2 separate regions of the Homo sapiens genome follow, and region 1 is linked to region 2. A link is a contact called in ENCODE Hi-C or POLR2A ChIA-PET data. All regions are on one chromosome and are shown on one strand. The core of a region is the stretch at or near the end of the contact, and the rest is flanking DNA. Distances in the headings are between cores, read along the strand shown. Region 1 holds the start of TFDP1 (transcription factor Dp-1). Region 2 holds the start of GRTP1 (growth hormone regulated TBC protein 1).

Region 1 (4,763 bases), core at 21-2,520, 220 kb before region 2:
TCAGAGATCAGATCCTTCCATCTTTCACCTTCATCCCGCTTCAGACGCTTTAAAAGTCTGAAAATAAACACTACTGTAGCTTATGTGTTGTCATTCTGAAATAAAGGCAGAGAACTACAAAGAATTTAGTGCGAGGCAAACATTCGTGTGCAGCATGAAGCAAACATACTTACATCTTTTGCCATGTTACCAGATCCGGGAAATCAATGCTACAAATGTTCACCTTCCCAGAGAAGAAAAATGATTTTTCTGGTAAAAAAAAAAAAAAAAGTAAGGAAAAACAAGAAATAAGTAAGAATGAAAAACGAAGTTTAAAAAATAACACATCTCAAAGGAAACGCGGACCTTCCTTCCCAAAGGCACCCTCCATCCTGAGAGCGGAGCTGGCCAAACCGACTCCCACACTCAGGATTTTCAGTCGCCTCGCCAGACGGAAATGCCCCCTGCGGAAAAGTGGCCCGCGGGCCCGCAGGGTCACCACCACTACCCCCAGGTCCCCGACGGCCCGCCCAGCGGCCGAGGGTGGGGCCGAGCCCCAGGAGCCAGGGCGCAGCGCCTCCCTCCCGCCGCTGCAGGGGGGTGCCCCACCACCCACCTGGGCACAGCCCCGGGGTCCCGGCGCAACGTGCAGGCTCGCGGCGTCCACCCCAGACCCCGGCGGCGCCCGCCCGGCTGACCGGTAACTCTGACAGGTGGGCTTCCGGGGTCCGCGCCGCGCGCCTGTCACTAGGCCTCGGGCCGCCTCCGCACGAGGCGCCTCCCGCGCGCGCCGGAACCGGGTCCCCGCGGGCCGCCGTGGGGCGGCCTCCCCTCCCCCGCCCTGCGCGCTCCGGCCGACCCTGGCCCCAGCCCCGGCCCCGGCCCCGGCCCCACCTCCAGCGTGGGGCGCGGACGCTGCTGTCGGCCGGGAGGGCCGGGCCCGGGACCCCCGCCCCGCGGTCACCTGGGGAGCCCCTACCAGCGCCGAGCGCGCGGGGTCCCCGAGGCACAGGAGCGCGCAGGGCGCGGGAGGGCGCGGGTCGGGGCCGCGCGGCGCCTACACGCGGCCGGGGCAAGGGATGGGGTGGCCGGGGGTCCCGCCCGCACCCCCGGCTCCCGCCCGCGGCTCCCGCGGCATCCCCTGCCCACCCGCACCTGGCTGCCCGGTCCGGCCGCGCGGGCGGGGACGCGGAGAGGGCGCGGTGCGGAGCGCGGGGCGGCGCGGAGAGGCGCGGGCTGGGGCCGGGCCGGGCGGTCCCGGCCGTGGCGGGGTCCCTGCCCTGGGCCGAGTGGCGCCGGGACGCGGGGCTCACCCTGGCCGAGCGTCGGGCCGGCGTGACGTGCGCGCGGCGCGGTGACGTGGGCGGCGGCGGGCCCGCTCCGCGCAGCGCGCCTGCGCGCCTTTTCGCGCCTTCGGCGCCCTCCTCCTCCTCTTCTGCTGCTCCTCGGTCTCCCGCTCCTCCCGCCAGTGCTGCGCGCCCTGGGAGAGCGGGGAGGGGCTGTGCGCGCGTGTCCGTGTGTGCGCGTGCGCGTGCGGAGATGTAGCTGGGGCCTGCGCCGGGACGGGCAGTGCGCGCGCGCGGCGTGCGCTCGGCGGCCAAGGGACTGTGTTTGTGCGCGCCTCTGACTGTGTGTGTCCGGAGAGAGAGGTGGCCGGCTGTGTGCAAGAGTGTGTGTGCACATGGGGGAGCGGGGCCGGCTATGTGCACGAGTGTGTGTGCATGTGGGGGAGCGGGAGCTGGTGTGTGCACGTGGGGGAGCGGGGCCGGCTGTGTGCAAGAGTGTGTGTGCACGTGGGGGAGCAGGGACTAGTGTGTGCACTAGTGCATGTGCACGTGAGGGAGCGGGGACTGGTGTGTGCACTAGTGTGTGTGCATGTGAGGGAGCGGGGACTGGTGTGTGCACTCGTGTGTGTGCATGTGAGGGAGCGGGGACTGGTGTGTGCACTCGTGTGTGTGCATGTGAGGGAGCGGGGACTGGTGTGTGCACTCGTGTGTGTGCATGTGAGGGAGCGGGGACTGGTGTGTGCACTCGTGTGTGTGCATGTGAGGGAGCGGGGACTGGTGTGTGCACTCGTGTGTGTGCATGTGAGGGAGCGGGGACTGGTGTGTGCACTAGTGTGTGCATGTGAGGGAGCGGGGACTGGTGTGTGCACTAGTGTGTGCATGTGAGGGAGCGGGGACTGGTGTGTGCACTAGTGTGTGCATGTGAGGGAGCGGGGACTGGTGTGTGCACTCGTGTGTGTGCATGTGAGGGAGCGGGGACTGGTGTGTGCACTAGTGTGTGTGCATGTGAGGGAGCGGGGACTGGTGTGTGCACTAGTGTGTGTGCATGTGAGGGAGCGGGGACTGGTGTGTGCACTAGTGTGTGTGCACATGGGGCAGCAGGTAGGGGGCCGGGTATGTCAGGATGTGTGTTTGTGTGCAGGGAGCAGAGAGTGCCGGCTGTGTGCGCGAGTGTGGGGGGGGGAGCAGGGACTAGTGTGTGCAGGAGTGTGTGTGCACTTGGAAGAGCGGGGCCGGGTGTGTGCTTGAGTGTGTGTGCTCAAAGAGGAGAGCCAGCTGTGTGTGCGCCTGTATGCACGGAGGAGAGGGGGCCGCTTGTGTGCACGAGTGTGTGTGCACATAAAGGGCCGACTGTGTGTGGGGCTGTGCATGTATGGAGAGCAGGTGTGTGCATAGACGTGTGTATGTGGACACACGGAGGAGAGCAGGTGTGTGTGCGTGCGTGGCACAGAGGCCTCTGCCTCTGCTGGACCCGGTGGCCTCCAAGCCCACGACGGGCCTCCGCCCAGATTCCCAACAATTCTGGGCGTCCTCGGTGCCCACCGGACGCAGCCTGGCCCGGGACTCGGGAGGGAAAGCAGGGACAGGAAAACTCCAGAAACAGTTTCATTGCATGGTGAGCCTGGTGGTCCCGGAGTCTTGGAGACTTAATCCACCCTGGAGGGCCCCGCCGCTAGGGCCAGGCCCGAGCACCCCAGCCAAGGGCGGGCTAGGCCAGAGAAGAGTCCGAAGTTCAGGGCCACAGCAGGCGGCAGAGGCTGGTGCGCGCCGAGGGTAAGGAACATCTACAGAGGACTTGAGGAGCTGACCAAAGGCCTCTCTGCCTGTGCGGTGTATTATTACATGACAGCCCACTTTGCACGTTTTATGCTGATTTTGGCCACTCCTGCCCCTCAGGCAACGCCGCACCCCCTAAAGCTCTGGTCACTTGGCTTAAACTGCTTACAAGTTAGCACCCGTTTCTTCTTTGAAGACTACCAGAAACGCTCACTTTCTGCGAGCTGGTTCACACAAATAGATACTTAGAGAACACTGATGTTCCTCAAATGGCCCTATCTTCCTAGGTCCGTTCCTTCTGTTTCACAGGGATTCTTTATGTGTTCCTAAATGTCAGTATTTGAGCCCTGATGGCAACAGTGACACCCTCCCAGCCTCTGGGGACTTCTCCCTGAGACCTGGGGGCTCCAGTTAGGAGGATACACACGTAGGGTCCAAAATTGGGGTCTTAAACGTCTTCCCCACAAATTCAGGATTCTGATAATTCAACAATGTTTATATGGCTGATAACTAATATTATTCAAAGAAGTTTCTGCACAAAAATCACTGTACTGAGATACTCCGAACGCGCACGAGGCACTGCGGCAATGAATGCTCACGGTGCTCTGTGTGGCTTAGGAAAAGGGCAAAAAGTTACTCCCTTTTTCCTCTCCATAGCCACATGTTCCACAGAAAGCCCTCGTTTCTCTTAACAAAAGTTAACAGAATTCCCTCTAAAATTTTGGTTGATGATCCAAATATTTTTAGCCACTGCCTTGCCTTGCAGTCTCTCGATTGGGTTGCTGAAATGCAAACTTCCTAAATAAGCCCATAACCCTCGGAATTTATCTAAGCCTTTGGCCTCCCTGTATCTCTGGAGCCTGGGCTGTTTAGGAGATAGGGTTCTTTGAATGATGCACTCGTTCAGGTGTTGACTTGCACCACATGCCAGAGGCTGGGTTCAGCCCTATGGTTGGGGCCAGATACTGTCTTGTTTTGTGCATGTGGGCACCAGATTCAGCTACCGTCCCAAATATTACATGGAAATGGCCTGTGCTGTGTTTTACTAGAAGTGAACGTGTCCTTCCCAGGAAAAGTCTTCATCTCGCAAAAGCTGTGTGTGTGTCTGCTCCAGAGTCTCCAGGCATGGTGCAAACTCTCCCCACCAATTCCACACCCCCATTAAACTGTCCTCTCTTTCAGAGAGAGAGAATTTTCTAACCCTGTTTTAATTCTAAATCTGCTGATTACATATCCAGATTGTCTTTTGTTTCCCTCCTCGATGACATTGGTCTTTTCTCCAACCATCTCCTATTTTCTGCCTTCTTCCATCACTATGGCAAGAGGCCTTCAGTGGGAGGACAAGCAGGAGGCAGGGACTCATGGAATTTATGGGGAAAGTTAAAAAATAATATTCCTGGATATGCGTAAATGGCATTTTCTTGATCTTTAGTAAAATGTCAATAAAGGCATCTCTAGAAAACTTTGCTCTGTGTATTTGAGTGTATCATAAAACACAGGAAAATCTGTGCGCTTTCCCAACCTCCAGGTCTGTCCCGTGTGGCTCTCCTTTGCTCTCACAGATCAACACTCCTAAGTCCCCCCACCACCCCCAGACACAAAGACATTTTTTGTCTCTCTCCTACTGCGTTATTGCTCCTTTTTAAAATTCCCGGTCAAATCCCAAGTTCTCCCTCTTGGAAGGAAAGTCAGTTGTGATCCTGCCACATTAGCATGCTATAA
Region 2 (4,764 bases), core at 1,172-3,671:
CCTGAGGCCCCTCAGACTGAAGAGGGCCTCCTGCAAGGGAGCTGGGTCCCCCGGGGGAGGGTGAATTCTGAGTCCCTGAACTGCAGGGCAAGCTGACCCAGAGCTCCAGCACTGCAAAGCCTCCCCCGGAAAGGGCTGTCTGGAGCGGCTGTGGCCAGCACAGTCACTCCTGGGGTGGGTGTGCACCTGGCTTTTGCATCATGGCTGACTGTGCTGGTGGCTTCACAGAAAGGGAGTTTGTGTGAGGATGCTCGGGTGCCTGCTGGGTGCTTGGCACTGGGGTCGGGGGGGCGGTGAATGGAGGCACCTGAGGGACACAGTCCCAGGTGGGAGCTGTCCCAGGTGGGAGCTGTTCCAGATAGGAGCTGCTGTCTCCCAGTCAGGTCCCAGGTTGGGGCTTGGCCAGGCCTGGGCTGGAGCGGGAGACCTTTCTAGCTGCCTCGGTCTGGCTGCCCACCCTGCACAGAGCCTGGGGCTCTGGCCTCTCTGTATCTCTCCTCTCCACTCTTCCTGGAGGGCACCGCTCTTATCTGACCTGCTCCCCCACAGTCTCCCTACATCTGGCCCAAAAATACACTTGGTGGCAGTCCCGCCATCACACTCAGGCTCGGGAGCTGGCGGCCCCTGGTCCGTGCTGCCTGCCACGCTGCTTTCCACGGCAGTGGTGGGAAAGGGAGGTTAGAACCCCATCTCCATGGCCAGAAGGCAGGAATTAGGGAAAAGGGGAGCCGTGAGGCTTCCAGGCCTGGGGTTGGAACAGAAGCTGCGCGGTGTGGGGCGATTTGGGCGCAGGACCCCGGGTGCTGGGAAGTGGGGAGCAGGACTGTGTCTGTTGCTCCAGAAAGCGCGAGGGATGCGATATAGGAAATTCGGGCGTCAGTTAGAGCCCGAGAGGGGTTCAGGGAGTCACTGACTTAGGCAGAGAGGAGCCCAGACGGGGTTCGAAGACCCTGGGGACGGACGCCCACCTGTCAGTCCTGGACTGTGGGGCACCCGTAGGCCGAGGGGCAGGAGGCTATGGCCCTGTCTCCTGGCTTGGGTCTAAACATCCCAAGGAGGTCAGACCGTAGAGTGGGGGCTGTGTGATCTTTCAAATGAGGGACGCCGCGTGTTACCAAAGGCCAGTGCTGAGGAGCTGGGCTGAAAGCTTGGGGAGTTCCCAGAACCAGCAGACTAGGAACGGGAGGAACCGTGTCGGGGGCTCTGCTCCGCTGGGCACTGACCCCCACCCCGCCCCCCGGTCTTGCAAGGGCTGGAGAAGGGTGAAAGGCAGAGGCGGGAGTCCGCACTTAGGGACCGGTCCGTTCCACACGCTGCTGACCAGGCTCCTGGGTGGCGCTCGCATGGAACATTCCGGAAACACCCATGGGAAGGTCCCAAGTTGGTTCCGAAAGGCCCTGACGGACGCGCAGGGGACGCTGAGCCTGTGATCCTCGCCTCACCCAGACGAGGCCGGGCTGCTTCTCACAGGAAAGTGCGTCTGGAGTCCGGGGACGGCCTCCTCCTGGGGCCTGTCCAGGTCGCCCTGGGCCTAAATTACAGGCGGGGAGAGGCCTGTCGGAGGAGCCCCCGCTCCAGACCCCTGGGGGACCCAGGGCGAGGTCGCCCCAGCGCCTCACGTCTGGGGGCTCCCCTTTGCCACGTCGCCAGAGCAAAATTCAAAATCTGCAGTTCTGGCAAATTTCCGGGGCCTCCCGGACACGAAAAGCAGCTGAAATCTCAGGACAATGTCATTGGATGCGGACCGAGAAGAAGCCGTTCGGAACCAGAGCTGCCCCGGATTCTCCCAGGCCTGGCTCGCCGGTGGGGGGACCCCGGTCCCTGGTTTGGGGGGGCAGGAACGGGCGGGCGCCCCTGGGGGCTTCTCATTTGTGTGTTGGTCTCGGCCTTGAAATGCAGCGGAGAAAATAAAAAATAAAATAAAAATAGGAGTCAGGTGTCAGAGTCGGGTCGGCCAGGCACTGAGGTTTGAAGGAATCGCAGAAGAAGCTCCTCTCACCCGGGTCCAGGCCGCGGGGGTTCTGCGGGAGGCGCCCCCGATTCTGCCCGCGGGACGCCGCGGCCTCGGAAGCCCCGGGAGCAGGCCCCGCCCCGCCCCCACCCTCCTCTCTCCCCAAGTCCTCCCGCCCCCCCAGCCCCGCCCCTCCCCCGCCCTGGGTGCTCCCCTGCCCCTCCCCCGGCCCTCCCCCGCCCCTCACCCGCTCCTGCCCCTCCTCTCTCCCCAGGTCCTCCCGCCCCCAGCCCCGCCCCTCCCCCGCCCTGGGTGCTCCCCTGCCCCTCCCCCGCTCCTGCCCCTCCTCTCTCCCCAAGTCCTCCCCGCCCCCAGCCGCCCCTCCCCCCGCCCTGCCCCCCCCCGCCCCCGCCTCCAGCCCCGCCCCTCTCCGCTCCCCGCCCCGCCCCCACGCGCCCGCGGTCCCGCCGGAAGGACTTAAGCGCCCCGGAGCCGGGAGGCGAACTTGGGACCCGCTGGCCTCGCTCGGTGCGCGCCTCCCTCCCCGCATGCAGCCCGCCGAGCGCTCGCGGGTCCCCAGGTGTGTGGCGCGGGGTGCGGGCGTCCCCGGCGGCTGCGGTCCCCGCGCGGGCCCGCGACCCCCCAGAGGAAACTTCGGGGACGCCGGCCTCCTTCTCTCGGTTTTGCAGGATCGACCCGTACGGATTCGAGCGGCCTGAGGACTTCGACGACGCCGCCTACGAGAAGTTTTTCTCCAGCTACCTGGTCACGCTCACCCGCAGGGCGATCAAATGGTCCCGGCTGCTGCAGGGCGGGGGCGTCCCCAGGAGCCGGACAGGTGGGTCCCGGGGGCGCAGGTGGGTCCCGAGGGCGCAGGTGGGTTGGGCTGGGACGGGCCGGGCAAAGTCCGGGCTCCCGGAGCGGAGGGAGGGGGAGGAACCTTTCCGGGCAGGTCGGGACGAAGCTGCGGGCTCCGAGCTAGGGCAGCCGCAGGGACCGGTTTTCCCGCTTTGAGATGGGCCGGCGGGTCGGACGCGAAGGAGACCCGTCCCTCCCAGCAGGGAGCCATATCGGGATGGATCAAAACTCGATCCATGCCGGGCGCGGTGGCTCACGCCTGTAATCCCAGCGCTTTGGGAGGCCGAGGCGGGCGGATCACGAGGTCAGGAGTTTGAGACCAGCCTGACCAACATGGTGAAACCCCGTCTCTACTAAAAATACAAAATTAGCCGGGCGTGGTGGCTCCTGCCTGTAGTCCCAGCTACTCTGGAGGCTGAGGCAGGAGAATCGCTTGAACCCAGTAGGCGGAGGTTGCAGTGAGCCGAGATTGCGCCATTGCACTCCAGCCTGGGCGACAGAGCGAGACTCCGTCCTTGTGACGGGACCCACAGGGCCCTGCTCGACCTGCCGCTCCTCCGCGACCCCAGGCCTCCTACTGCTGCGGTGAGCACCGGCCTGACCGCCCGCCCGCCTCGGGGTTAGCTGCAGGGCCCCCTCCTCCGGGGCGCCCCAGGCTTCCCTGTGCGGAGGGCACCTCCTCATTTCTGCCTTTCCCAGCACAGCCCCTGCTGGAGTCAAAAACCCTTCCTCCCTGCAACGGATTTTTCATTCACTGCTCAGTCCTCAGAACCTGGGGCAGTGCCAGGCGACTTCCCTGTGTGTTCAGTGAATGAATGAAGTGTCTGCCTGGGGTGAGGGCTTGGTGGGAGTGTGCCCTGGAGCTAGGAACTCAGAGAAGTGGGGTCAAAGGGGAGTCCTGGGGGCTTCCTGAGAAGGGGGATGTGAATGGCAGCTGGGCTTCCAGGGACCGAGCAGTAGGGACCTGGTGGGGAAGGACAGAGATGAAACCAGGGGCCCTGCACCTGGGCGGAGGGTCGGAGGTGTGTGGTGACCACGGCCAGGCACAGAGAAGCCAACTGTTAAAGGTTTTCCAGGCAGGGGGTGACAAGATCAACTTTTGCTTTTATTTATTTATTTGAGACAGGGTATCCCTCTGAGTGCAGTGGCACAATCACCACTCACTGTAGCCTTGACCTCCTGGGCTCCAGCCATCCTCCCCTCTCAGCCTCCCGCATAGCTGGGACCACTGGTGTGGCCACCACTCCTGGCTAATTTTTAAATTTTTTATAGAGATGGAAGTTAATATCCTATATGCTTCCCACGAATGCATCATGTCCCATCCCTGTGGCCTCTGCATGTTCACATGTTTCCAGTGGAACGTGTGTCTTTATTTTTCCTTTTCATTTATTCTTTTTGATTTATTTATTTTTGAGACAGAGTCTCACTCTGTCGCCCAGGCTGGAGTGCAGTGGTGCGATCTCAGCTGACTGCAACCTCCACCTCCTGGGTTCAAGTGATTCTCCTGCCTCAGCCTCCTGAGTAGCTGGGATTACAGGTGCACACCACTACACCTGGCTAATTTATTTTTTATTTTCTTATTTTTTTTATTTTGAGACGGAGTCTCACTCTGTCGCCCAGGCTAGAGTGCAGTGGCATGATTTCAGCTCATTGCAACCTCTGCCTCCTGGGTTCAAGCGATTTTCCTGCCTCAGCCTCCCAAGTAGCTGGGATTACAGGCACCTACCACCACGCCAGGCTAATTTTTCTATTTTTTAGTAGAGATGGGTTTTACCATATTGGCCAGGCTGGTCTCAAACTCCTGACCTCAAGGGATCTGCCCACGTTGGCCTCCCAAAATGCTGGGATTACAGGCATGAGCCACTGCGCCTGATTTATTCTTAAAAGTTAACTGTCTTTTAATTTTAAAAAGTAACGTAAAAGTATATAAGACATGTGAACTTAAAAAGCATAAT

What was found. Hi-C counts contacts between places; a loop is a spot of excess contacts on that map. ChIA-PET counts read pairs that join two places held with the same protein, here RNA polymerase II (POLR2A). Pooled maps may share reads with other maps.
Region 1: a map of dorsolateral prefrontal cortex shows a loop between it and region 2 (6-fold over the local background). The contact joins the promoter of TFDP1 here to the promoter of GRTP1 in region 2. A Hi-C loop is called at or near these places in 1 of 168 maps with a recorded cell type or tissue (dorsolateral prefrontal cortex) and 1 of 50 pooled maps. POLR2A ChIA-PET finds 5 or more read pairs at or near these places in 1 of 52 experiments (WTC11).

Annotation. Positions count from the first base shown.
Region 1 is chr13:113,581,260-113,586,022 of GRCh38, reverse strand. TFDP1 (transcription factor Dp-1) reads right to left here and starts at 1,270. Exons shown (of 12, transcript NM_007111.5): 1 at 1,135-1,270; 2 at 174-249. The coding sequence starts at 185. RefSeq lists silencers at 438-807, 1,178-1,507 and enhancers at 1,476-2,447, 2,448-3,421.
Region 2 is chr13:113,361,787-113,366,550 of GRCh38, reverse strand. It overlaps GRTP1 (growth hormone regulated TBC protein 1), which reads left to right and starts at 2,421. Exons shown (of 8, transcript NM_024719.4): 1 at 2,421-2,531; 2 at 2,641-2,789. The coding sequence starts at 2,500. It overlaps GRTP1-AS1 (GRTP1 antisense RNA 1), which reads right to left. Exons shown (of 2, transcript NR_120385.1): 2 at 4,683-4,764. RefSeq lists enhancers at 168-861, 862-1,555 and a silencer at 2,543-2,837.